Regions from separate parts of the Homo sapiens genome. Here all the other regions are linked to region 2. The links are chromatin contacts, found by Hi-C or POLR2A ChIA-PET in ENCODE. All regions are on one chromosome and are shown on one strand. Each heading gives the region's core, a stretch centred on a gene start or an enhancer-like site at or near the end of the contact. The rest is flanking DNA. Distances are from core to core; before and after follow the strand shown. Region 1 holds the start of SLC29A1 (solute carrier family 29 member 1 (Augustine blood group)). Region 2 holds the start of LINC03040 (long intergenic non-protein coding RNA 3040). Region 3 holds the start of HSP90AB1 (heat shock protein 90 alpha family class B member 1).

The links. A loop is a pair of places that touch in the nucleus more often than their neighbours do. ChIA-PET counts read pairs that join two places held with the same protein, here RNA polymerase II (POLR2A). Pooled maps may share reads with other maps.
Region 1: a loop to region 2 is called in a pooled map, with 4 times the contacts of the local background. The contact joins the promoter of SLC29A1 here to the promoter of LINC03040 in region 2. A Hi-C loop is called at or near these places in 1 of 168 maps with a recorded cell type or tissue (gastrocnemius medialis), 1 of 37 single-sample maps with no recorded cell type and 6 of 50 pooled maps. POLR2A ChIA-PET finds 5 or more read pairs at or near these places in 2 of 52 experiments (GM12878 and PC-9).
Region 3: a loop to region 2 is called in a pooled map, with 4 times the contacts of the local background. The contact joins the promoter of HSP90AB1 here to the promoter of LINC03040 in region 2. A Hi-C loop is called at or near these places in 1 of 37 single-sample maps with no recorded cell type and 3 of 50 pooled maps. POLR2A ChIA-PET finds 5 or more read pairs at or near these places in 2 of 52 experiments (K562 and PC-9).

Annotation. Positions count from the first base shown.
Region 1 is chr6:44,220,878-44,224,844 of GRCh38, forward strand. SLC29A1 (solute carrier family 29 member 1 (Augustine blood group)) reads left to right here and starts at 2,718. Exons shown (of 13, transcript NM_001372327.1): 1 at 2,718-2,764. RefSeq lists enhancers at 2,547-3,405, 3,648-3,797 and a silencer at 2,558-2,957.
Region 2 is chr6:43,999,232-44,002,999 of GRCh38, forward strand. It overlaps LINC03040 (long intergenic non-protein coding RNA 3040), which reads left to right and starts at 1,354. Exons shown (of 3, transcript NR_160956.1): 1 at 1,354-1,469; 2 at 2,822-2,896; 3 at 3,450-3,768. SCIRT (stem cell inhibitory RNA transcript) reads right to left here. Exons shown (of 5, transcript NR_125864.1): 2 at 1,812-1,885; 3 at 1,360-1,484; 4 at 1-277. LOC124901321 (a long non-coding RNA gene) reads left to right here. Exons shown (of 2, transcript XR_007059591.1): 2 at 1-323. RefSeq lists an enhancer at 1,461-1,610 and a silencer at 3,533-3,702.
Region 3 is chr6:44,245,278-44,248,908 of GRCh38, forward strand. HSP90AB1 (heat shock protein 90 alpha family class B member 1) reads left to right here and starts at 1,824. Exons shown (of 12, transcript NM_007355.4): 1 at 1,824-1,918; 2 at 3,353-3,499. The coding sequence starts at 3,353. RefSeq lists enhancers at 126-880, 1,635-2,389, 2,874-2,923 and a silencer at 1,084-1,323.

The DNA.
Region 1 (3,967 bases), core at 1,468-3,967, 220 kb after region 2:
TGTTTGTTTGTTTGTGTTTTCAGACAAGGTCTTGCTCTGTTGCCCAGGCTGGAGTGCAATGGCAGGATGATGGCTCACTGAAGCCTTGTCCTCCCGGGCTCTAGTGAACCTCCGGCCTCAGCCTCTGGAGTACCTGGAACCACAGGCTCGAGCCACCATGCCTGGCTAATTTATTTTAATTTTTTTTGTAGAGATGGGGTCTCACTGTGTTGCCCAGGCTAGTCTTGAATTCCTGGGCTCAAGTGATCCTCCCACCTCGGCCTCCAAAAGTGCTGAGATTTCAGGCATGAGCCACCACTCCTGGCCTAAAATTTATCTTGATTCATGAGTTTTTTGGCTCCCCCTTACATTTTACACCCCTGGCAAGTGCCTCACTGGCCTCTCCCTAGTCCCAGCCCTGTCACAAGGCCATGGAGATACAGTCACAAACACAACTGAGAACACAGACAGTCATGAGACATGTGCTGGTTACCAACCCCCAGGCCAAGCAAACACACTTCCAGCAAACACACATGACTTGTTGGTGACAGCTGAGAGGACACATGCCTGGGGAGAGAGAGGACTGTGTGTGAGGTGGTGAGGCATGCATGGGGCCTGCCAAGTTGGGGAGGGAGTCTGGGCCAAGCCACGGTCCCATATAGGGTGGTGAATAAGGTGTAGAGTAGAGGTGCAGCAGGACCAACCCTTCCCACCCCACCCCTTCGACAGGGACCTGAGGGAGCTCAGGGAGGGAGAGAAGCCAGAAGACCAGGCAGAGACTGAAGAGAGCTGGCAAGGCCTGGCTAGAAAAACTCCAGGCAAGGCCTGTGTAAGTTGGGGCTCCCAGGCTGTCCAGCAGGGGGCCCTGGCACCCAGCAACCTCTGCTTGGGAGGTGGCTACAGAGGGGTGTGGGTGTTGGCTAGGGGCCCAGCAGGATGGATGCCAGACGGACTTCTCTCCAACAATAACAGCCCTGGCTGTTGCCATCCACCGAGCTGGCAGGGCCCCAGTTTGGGTGGGGAGAGGAACCAGCCTTTCCCAGTCTGGCCTGAGACCCTCACCACTTCCCTCCAGTTTTCTTCCACCTCCAGCCCCCTCTGTACACAACTGCAGCCACTGGCCACCAGCCTTGCCATGCCTGGCAGATCTTCTGACCACTAGCCCTGCCACCCCCACAGACCCAGAGACCAGGAAAGGAGGGTGGGGAGCGAGGAAGGGGGCCAAGGCAGAGGGCAGAGGAGGGCTAGGAGAGGAAGAGAGAGAGACTGGACAAACATGAGGGCAGGAATTAGGGGGTTGTGGACAGACATGAAGCCACTCTCAAGTCATGGGGCTGTGCCTGGAAAAATACCACCTAAACCCATCTTCCTGCCCTCTGGTTAGGGCTGGCGGGGATGTGGGGGATGGGGGTGGGGTGGGGGAGGGTTGGGAAGGAATATGTGTGTCATCTCTGTGGGGCATGGAAACAGAAGGCTGGGGACACCCATTCTGGAGTAGCTTGGGGAGAGCCACTGACCCTAATTAGAAAAGCCACCTCTCTCCTTAGGGCCCTGTCTGTTTCTCTGGGGACAGGGTAGGACTACCTTATCCCTATGATGTGAGGTACTGCCAGTTGTTAATCAGTGTCTGTGGCTTCTCTAGGGGACAAGCCCTTCGGGTCAGTGGGCATGGGGTGGGCAGCGTGGGTTGGATTTTCTCCTCAGGACCTTTCCAGCCTTAGGATCATCCTCTAGCACTGAGTACTGCTGGAAGGGCAGGGAGTGCCCCCCACCCCACCCCATTTATTGCCCGACCAAAGAGAGGGCCTCCCTCCCCCTCCCTTGGAGGGACTTGCTGGACCACCCCTCAGCACGCCCACACCTTCCTCCTTAGCTAGTGAAAGACATACTCAGCAAGGCTTCCGCCTGTCAGGATGGCTGGGACAATAGGATTCACTGAGGATATAAGGCTGTTCCTAGCTTTTTCTCTTCCCATTCCCACCTGTGCCTCAGTTTTCCAAAGTGCTGGATTTAGAAAGGGTGAATTATGAGGGAGCTGGAGGGCTTTGCCCCACCCCCCTCCGCGCGCACACGCAAGCACAGGCAGAGGCACATACCCCCTCCAAGTCAAAGTTGTGAGTGGGGTGGTGTTTGCGCGTCTGTGGCTGGGACTGGATGTGTCAGGGATGGGAAAACCCATCATGCTGGTCACAGAAAATGCGCGGTGGGGACAGAAGCAGTTTTGAAGGAAAAGAAGAGGAGGGGGACTGAAAGAAAGAAGGGGGCGCTGAAAGGGAGGGCGCTGGGAGGAAAAAGGTGCAGTGTGGAGGAAGCGCGGCGTGGGCAGGGCTTGGGAAGGGATAACGGAATATCTGAGGTGGAGTGGGCCGTGGAGCGTCGGGGCCGGTCTGAGCAGCGGGTGTGTAAATGGAACAGTCCCGAGATGAATTTTATGGGAGTCTGCGCAGGTCCTTAATGTGTGGCTGTACCCTCCAGCCCCATGTACCCCACACGATGGACAGACAGCCTTGGTGTGGCAGGGCCCAAAGAGGTCCTATCTACCGCAATAACACGACCAGGCGGCCCTGGGGGCGCAGGGGCTCGGGGTGGGAGCGGCGGAGCGCGCGGAGTCGCCGCGGGGTGGCAGGGGTGGGCCGGGGGCGGGGCCGCGGGCGTCGGGGAGGTGGCAGTGGGCGCAGGGCGGGGCGAGCTCAGCGGAGGGCGGGTTTGAATGTGCCCCGGCGGGAGAGGGAAGCTGCAGCGAGAGCGCGCGGATCTCAGCGCGGGAGCAGTGCTTCTGCGGCAGGTGCTGCCCGGGGCCGGGGACTGGGGACTGGGGACTGCCGGGGCGGAAGACGCCGCTGCCCGCCTGCCACGGAGGGCAGGGAGGGCGGGCCTGACGGCTCCGCAGCCCGGAGAAGGGACGCCGGGTGGGGCCCCAGTGCGGAGCGTGCGGAGCCGCGCAGCACGTGGCGCGCACGGGCCAGGGAGCCTGAGGACCCTGCGGGGACCGGGACCCAAGCTGGGCGGGGCGGCCTGGCTCCCGGGCCTAAAACAGGCTGCGGTCACGTTGACCTCCGCAAGGGGCAGGCGAGTGGACGGGTGATCCCCATCGATCTGGTCGGTATCAGGGAGGGGCCGTGCCGCTGACTGCGCTGGCGGAGGGGTATGGGGATGGGGATGGGGATGGAGGCTCGCGAGCGGAGGTGCAGGCTCGCGAGCGGAGGTGCGGGGCTGTCTCTTTAACCCCGGTCTTTTACTGGCTAAACTCGTATCCCTGGCGTCTCCTTCCTGCGCACGTCTTCATTTACTGATTTACTGTGAGGGTATATGAGAGGGTGAAGACAAACAGTCCTCGGCTTTGCTTACCAGGAGAGAGCAGTCGTAGGTCAAGGCTGGCTCCAACCCTGCCCTCACACCTCTAGGGGTCTCTCTGCAGCCCTGTGGTAGTCCCTTTGCCTACTCCTCTCGGTGGCCTCCAGACCCTCCAACTTTCCTCCTGCTTGTGTAAGCTCCCCATGCCAGGATGTGTGTGATGGGGCGGGGCTGAGCTGCCTGACACTCAAGTCAGGCTGGGAATGATCTTGGTCTCCACCTCATTTTTCCCTTTAGTTGAATCAGAGTTCCCCCCACCTCCCAGTCTACAGGGCTAACTGAGAAGCAGCTTTTATACCTCTCTCCATTCCAAAAGGAGCTTGAACATTTAATATGGATTCTAGCTCCTCCACTCACCAGCTCTGTGACTTCAGGCAAGTGACTCAACCCCTCTGAACCTCAGCTGGCCCCATCTATTCAGTGCTAGTACTAGCTTATGGGTGGTTGTGAAGAAAAGACAAGAGATCTGCAGGTAGTGGCTAGCCCCATATGAAATCCTGGGAGTGGAGAATTGCAGGAGAGGTGTTGGGAGTCTGGAGGCAGGGAGGTACTCAATTTGGTGGCTACTTTCAGGGGCCCACCTCAGCAGGCCAAGGCATAGTTGGAGGGACACCAGATGCTCTGAGCTGGTATC
Region 2 (3,768 bases), core at 104-2,603:
GCTTCATTCTTGAAGTCAGTGAGACCAAGAACCCACCAATTCCGGACACAGGAGGATCGCTTGAGCCCAGGAATTCAAGACCAGCCTGGGCAACCCAGCAACACTCCATCTCTACAGAAGTTGTAAAATTAGCTGGGCGTGATGGGGCGCATCTGTAGTCCTAGCTACTTATCCTAGCCTTGGCGAGAGGATCACTTGAGCCCAGGAGGTTAAGGCTGCAGTGAGCCATGATTGCACCACTGCACTCCAGCCGGGGTAACAAAGTCAGACCGTGTCTCTAAAAATAAATAAATAAATAAAAATAAAATAAATTTGACAACCAAGTTTAAATGGTGTTCTCATTATTCCCATTTTACAGATGCAGTCACTGGGGCCCCCAAGAAGTTAAGTGATCTGCCTAAGATCACATGCCTTTGTTTATATGTGTTGGAATTTTTCAATTCTCTCTGGAAATCCACATCCTCCACCCCCAACCCAGACTCCAACACAACTGCTTCCACCACGGCCCACCTGCGTACCCCACACATATCCCTGAAGTGCAGACTTCCTCCCATCCTTCCCCAGGAAGATTCCCTGGTCTGTGGGGTAGCGAGTGTTGGGGTGGTCTCTCCTTCCCTCCCATGCTTCTAGATTCCTCTGTAGGGTCCCGGTTTTGTTTTTGGTGTGGCAGCAAGCTCACTGCCTTTTTGAGTACTGTATGTCAGTGAGTTTGCATGCACACACCTGGAGGAGGGATGTGTGGGCATGAGAGGTATCTGGGCAAGTGGGCTTACTTGCCCACCTGGGGCACATGTGGGTACAGTGCAGTGGAGCATACATTGCCTAGATTGTAACCGTGTGTGTGCCTAGACACAGGCAAATGAGCCCATGTGGGTGTTCATGAAGGGCCTGCCCCCTGCATGTTTGGGGGTCTGTAGAATGAGTCCCCATTTCTCTCCCCTTCCCAAATAACTGCCACCATCTTCAGTTCAGACTCCTGGGCCCCAGGTAAGGGGCTGGTGAAAACCGCCTGTGACTGGGGACAGAGACACCTGAGTCTTAAGCCCCACCCAGGCTGCTAGTGCCCTTGAGCAGGCATCACCCCACCCAGGCAGCGGGAGTGTCCTCACCCAATGGGATAGGGTGACATGGGGGAGGAGGTTTGAAGCGGGGAGAAGGCAGCGAGGCTTTCAGCTCCCTAGATGGGAGGCTCATTACCCTAGCACTCAGTAGGTTGTAGGGAAGGGGGACTGAGCCAGGACTTGGCACTGACTACAAAGGGTAGGGGCAGCCCCCAGCACTCCCGCCGCGGCAGGCCAGGGGAGGGGCTGTGACGTTTGGTGGCCTCATGCAGCTGAGAGGAAGTAGCTAATTGCCAACCTGATGACTGGCGGCTGAGGAGTGGGGTGATGATGCCACTGGCAGAAGCAGGCGCCCTGGCCCAAGGAGGAGGCCCTTCAGCAACGGAGTGGGCCTGCATTCTGCGGAGGGTGAGACTGAGGTGGCTGCAGTCAAAGGAGAAGGGGGCAGGGGTTTGTTGAGGCTGTGACCGTGGGAAAGCGCTTCTCCAGGGCTTCCCTCAGCTTCAAGGAGAAAGAGTTCAGAGGCCCTGAGGGGATGAAGGGACTTGTGAAGGGGCTTCAGGGGGATGGGTTGGGGGGAAGGAGGTTCCTATTCTTACTCCCCTTCTGCCTATGCTCCCCCAATGTTCCTGTCTCTCCCCTCCCCCACCTTGGCCCCCTCTTTGGCCCCTGTGGCCAAAGTTGTTGAGGAAGGAGGGAGTAGATGGAGGGCTCTTTTCACCAGAAGACCCCCAGGCACAAGCAGCCCACCTTACTGATGGTCAGAGCATCCAGAAGAAGTGGCAAGACTTCAGCTGTCCTCAAAGCAGGAAGACAGAGTGTTTCTGGCAGAAAGAACAGCACAAGCAAAGGTTAGGCAGTGGGGTCTGGAGAGGCTGGTGGAGGACTGGGGCTTGGCTTCAATGGTTATGAGAGGAGGTGGGCAGGATGTTCTGTACCAAGGGCCACACTGTCCCTTCCTGGAAGAAACAGTGGGTACCCAGCACCCAGAGCTTCTCCCACATGCTGGCCACCGCCTCTGGCCCCAGTAGACCTGGCCCTCAACTGCCTCAGCAAGCCTCACAGGTTGGGGACCCCACCCTCATTATTCTCAAGTGCATCAACCCCGAAGGACTGAAGCCCCGAGTCCCAATAAACAGGTCCCATCCATCCGTAGGCCAGTCCGCTGGGCCCCTAGCACCCCCTATGGGCAGGAAGCAACACTAATGGAGGAGGAGCCTCCAGCAGCCTGGGGTGGGGTGGGGGTGGGAGAGTGAGACGTGAGGGAGGAGAGAGACTTGCCCTCTAGGAAGCGGACAGACCATGCCTCAGGAAACCCCAGTGTCACAGGTCACAGACACTGACCTTGAAGCGTTACTCTCATGGGTGAAATTTAGCCCCTGTCCTCAGGAAGCTCCCAGTCTGACGGGGGACACATATAGTGCTCTCAGAGCTGCCTTCTTTAGGGTGAAACTCAGTATCTGGGCTTCAGGAAACTCCCAGTGTAAGGGGAGAGACACGACCCTGCCCTTAGGGATCTCTCAAATGAGGCATACCCACTGGACTTTCGGGAACCATCAATCTGTTTCCAGACATGGATTAGAGATTTCAATGCCTCAAGGGCTGCCAGGAAAAAAAATACAAGACGTCCAATTAAATTGAATATCAGATAAACAACGAATAATATTTTAGCATAAGTCTGTCCCATACAATATTTGGGACAGACTTACACTATTTAAAGTATCCAGTTTAACTGGAAGTCTTGTGTTTTTATTTGCCAGATCTGGTAACCCTAGGTGCCTCCAGTTTGAGGGAGGAGAGAGGACACCCCCTCCACCCCAGACATAGGAAAGCAGGTAAACACCTCAGCGTGCTCCGGAGGGCAGGGGTGGGGCAGGAGGAGAGTCCTGGGGCTCCGGCTCGCGGCAGTTTAAAATTCCTTCCAGGCCAGAGCCCTAATCCCTCGGTGCACAATGGCCGCCTTCTCCCCCGCCGCCCGCGCCCACGCCCTCCCCCGCGGGGCCGTGGCAGTGCCACCAAGGGCCTCTTTAAGCCCCTTTGAAGCCGCGGAGCCCCGCGCCGCAGGAGGCCCCGCCGCTATGCCAGCTATGCCAGCTATGTCCCTGCTGCCGCCGGCCGCCACCGCTCCCCCATTAATGCTGGCTAATCTGGCTAATAAATAAACTCCCCTCCCAGCCCCAGCCCCGCGCCGACTCCTCCCCGCCCCCGCAGAATCGATGTCAGGGCTCGACTAGAGCAAGCGCCCGCACTCCACCCCACTCCCTCGAGATGTAGCTGACGTTTTTTCTTATGGCTGCCCTAGGTCTGTAGCCCGTCGGGGATTCTCGGGGAGACGTGGGATTTGGGAGGTCTCCGCCTAGCCACTGCGTTTGCCTTCCTCTTTTCCAGTCCACCTGCGCACCAGGGGCAGGACACGTGGCTGGGTGCAGACGCTGGCCCGGATGTCGCGGAGGACTCGCGGGCCGGTAGAGCGCGCGGCGGCGGCGGCGGCGGCGGCGGCGGGAGGAGACGCAGGTCACGCCCCCTTCCCACCACCTCCCGCCGCCGACGGGGCGCGCGCGCCGAGGAGCCCGGGACAGGTGACTCCTAGAGGACTGCGTCTGCGCCTCCCCCGGCGGGAGTCCCTTCTTCGCGGCCTCTGCCGCCCCCTGCGTCCCCTCCTGGGCTTCCGAGAGTCTGACTCAGCCAAGCCGGCATCGCTTCGCCT
Region 3 (3,631 bases), core at 574-3,073, 250 kb after region 2:
TCCCTGTTGACAGAATGTGCACACTGACTTTCATCCGCTCACAGGAGAGTGAGAGTTTGTGAATGCTCTCTGTGAACTGGGGAGCAGATTTTTAATGAGCTCTGCTTAGAAGGAGAGGACACGTTAAGGGATCACGCTCCCACTGGTTTGCGGTTTTGGTCAGGAATAGAGCACCCAACGCCCCTTCTTATAGACTTCTCCCAGCCATAGGCTTTTTGCAGACCATAATGAAAGGGAGAAAGGATATCCAATCGGGATGGTGATGGCAGGCATGGCGAAGTGGACAGGGACAAAGAAGAGGAAAGCAAGGGACACCCTTTGTTCTTTGGTATTCAACACATGAACAAAACTTGTTAACGAATCGTAGACTGGGTAACAACAGGGCTGGTGAGGGAGGACGATGTGGGTGGCTGTGGGGAAACTCTTCCCAAGCATCCCAGGGGTGGGCCAGGAAGGGGAGCAGATGGACATCTACAGGGCACAGAGCAGGGAGTGGCTATTCTCTCCTGGAGGGGTTGTGGGTCCAGCAGGCTTTCGGATGAGGCCTTGGAAAGGCAAGGACAGCTTGCCAACTGGAGGGCAGGCAAAACGGCTGAGCCAGGCCAGACACGGCAGCTCACTGGCCAGGGGCATGGCCTAGGGGCTCTGGTGCCAAGGCTGAAGGGGAACAACTTGGCCAGCCGCTCTGTGGCCGGCATCGTCACGCGGCCTCCAAGAGCTCCGGCTGCCCTGCACTGGTTCCCAGAGACTCCCTCCTTCCCAGGTCCAAATGGCTGCAGGAGCGAAGTGGGCGGAAAAAAAGCGAACCAGCTTGAGAAAGGGCTTGACGTGCCTGCGTAGGGAGGGCGCATGTCCCCGTGCTCCGTGTACGTGGCGGCCGCAGGGGCTAGAGGGGGGTCCCCCCCGCAGGTACTCCACTCTCAGTCTGCAAAAGTGTACGCCCGCAGAGCCGCCCCAGGTGCCTGGGTGTTGTGTGATTGACGCGGGGAAGGAGGGGTCAGCCGATCCCTCCCCAACCCTCCATCCCATCCCTGAGGATTGGGCTGGTACCCGCGTCTCTCGGACAGGTCAGAGCGGGTCGCCGGGTGGGGTCGCTGCAAAAACCCTGCCCCGGCCGCAGCCGGAGAGGCGGAGCCTCGCGGGGAGGGGGCGGGACCGCCGAGACAGGCCTGGAAACTGCTGGAAATGCCGCAGTGCCGCCGCCGCGCCTTCCGCCGCATGTCGGCAAAGAGTCCCCGCCAGCCCCGGCCGGCGCCCTCCCCCTACGCTGAGCTGCCCCTCAGCGCGAACCCTCCGCCCTTCCTCTACTCCTGCGAGAGTCGGGATCTGGGGCTACCCAAGGTTGGGTCCCGAATGCCAGTCCCTCTGTCGGGACGCGAGATGTGTAGGGCAGATGCTAGGAAGAAGATTGGGTCTGGGAGCGGTGGTCCGCGTGGTTAGCTGCCTCCGCTCTTTTTCGGTGTCCCCCCCAGTCCCGCCCTTGGGTGTGGGGACGCCTGCCCCACAAGTGTTTAGGGAGGTCAGTGGGTTCCTCGCCCGTAGAGACACCGTTTATGCCAAATGAGCACTCCTCATCCCCGCTCTTGATGGAGTCATGTCCTAGACGTGAAACTATGGGGCTGTGATCACAAGCAAATGTGTGGGCGGATCCGTTGCTTGGGTTCTTCCCCGCCCCCTCTTTTTTTCGGACCATGACGTCAAGGTGGGCTGGTGGCGGCAGGTGCGGGGTTGACAATCATACTCCTTTAAGGCGGAGGGATCTACAGGAGGGCGGCTGTACTGTGCTTCGCCTTATATAGGGCGACTTGGGGCACGCAGTAGCTCTCTCGAGTCACTCCGGCGCAGTGTTGGGACTGTCTGGGTATCGGAAAGCAAGCCTACGTTGCTCACTATTACGTATAATCCTTTTCTTTTCAAGGTAAGGCTGAGATCTCCGCTAGGCTTCTTTCCCTTTAGTGCTGTATTCGTGTTGTTTTTGTTTTTTTCTGTCCTTTAGGGAGCCTTAGTCTAGATGTCGGGGTGGCTTGTGGATAACGCTCTGGATTTTTATAGGGTGAGGGTAGTGGTGGGTGAGGTTTTTTGAGTCCTCCTCGGTTTTCTCTAGTGTGTTTGGGGGGTGGGGCTTTCTCTCGGCGCCTGCTGGCCGTAGCGAGGTGGGCTGTGGGGTTGGGGCAGTGGGCGGCTGGCAGCTGCACGTGGTGGCCGCGCGGCCCGGGACGCTGCCATTTTTGCCCCTCCACTTCCGGACGCGGCTACGGGGCGTCGGAGGGGGACCGCAGGGTGGCGGGGGTGCCCGCTCGGGTGACTCAGCACGGCCTTGTGGGACTGGCTTTGTCACCTCTCTTATCGGACGCGTTGTTAAAGCCTTCTTGGGTGCTTTGTTTCTGTGAGGGAGGGTTGACGGTGTGGGAAGAGAGCTTTCGGTCTCCAGCACCCGATACTCCCTCCTTCCAGATCTTTCTTGCAGTCCCGGTGGAGGAGGGGCGGGGAGGGGAGCAGGTTCTGGAAGATTCATGGGCTCCTTCCTCCGCCCTTCCTCGAGAGCTGAGATTGTTCTGGAAGCTTCTGGATTCTGGCGCCCCGCCCCAGTGCCCGGATGCTGGGGCGAGGGAGGGTGCACTGCGGCGCCCCCTCCTCGCGTGGTCCTGGCCGACGCATGTCCGGCAGTGACGAGTGTCGGCCTGGTGGCTACGGCCACCATCTTTCTTGGGTTTGGTCCTGTTCTGTAATTTTGTGCTGTGAAAGGGTCGTGGTGGAGCTTTTGGCTTAAGAATTCTTTGTCCGGATTTAATTGCTCCTCCGGTGGGTATCGTATGGATCCCAGGTTATTCCTCCCTGCCCTATGGGGCAGGAGTGTCCCGCCCTTGGACTGGTCTTAGGAACTGACACCTCAGGGGGAGCAGTTTAAAGTTAGTGCCATTTTTATCTTAAACTAGTCACTTTGATCTCCCCCAAATAAAGAACTGTAGGTAGTGATTTTCACATTTAAATTTGTGTAAGGATTACTTGGGATCTCTAGATACCTGGGTTGGACCAACATTATGATTTTTCTGCCATACTACCAGATGATGCTGAGGCTGCTGGTCACCATTCTTTAAGTAGGTGGGTTCTGTGACATTTGGTTGAAGAATATTTAGCTTATTTTCTTTTTCCTTCTGAATTTTCAGGCCTCCCACTTAGTGTGTAGTCTGAGATCTTTAAGAGAATGCATTTTTAGTCTTGGGAAGGGATAGTACTCCGGTTAAACCAGTCTGAACTCACTGTCTAAGGTCCTAACAAATGATATGACCTTTAGGATTTTTAAACATGGGGCCTTAGTGTTCTTTTGTAATTAATGAGATTTTTATTTTAGATGCCTGAGGAAGTGCACCATGGAGAGGAGGAGGTGGAGACTTTTGCCTTTCAGGCAGAAATTGCCCAACTCATGTCCCTCATCATCAATACCTTCTATTCCAACAAGGAGATTTTCCTTCGGGAGTTGATCTCTAATGCTTCTGATGTAGGTGCTCTGGTTTCCACATTTGGCATGGTTTTTTTTTTTGATACTCTAGAAGGAGGGGAAAGGAGTGGTTTGGCCTTTGTTGGGGACTACTATTGAAGGGGGTAAACTTGCAGCTATTCCAAAAAGATG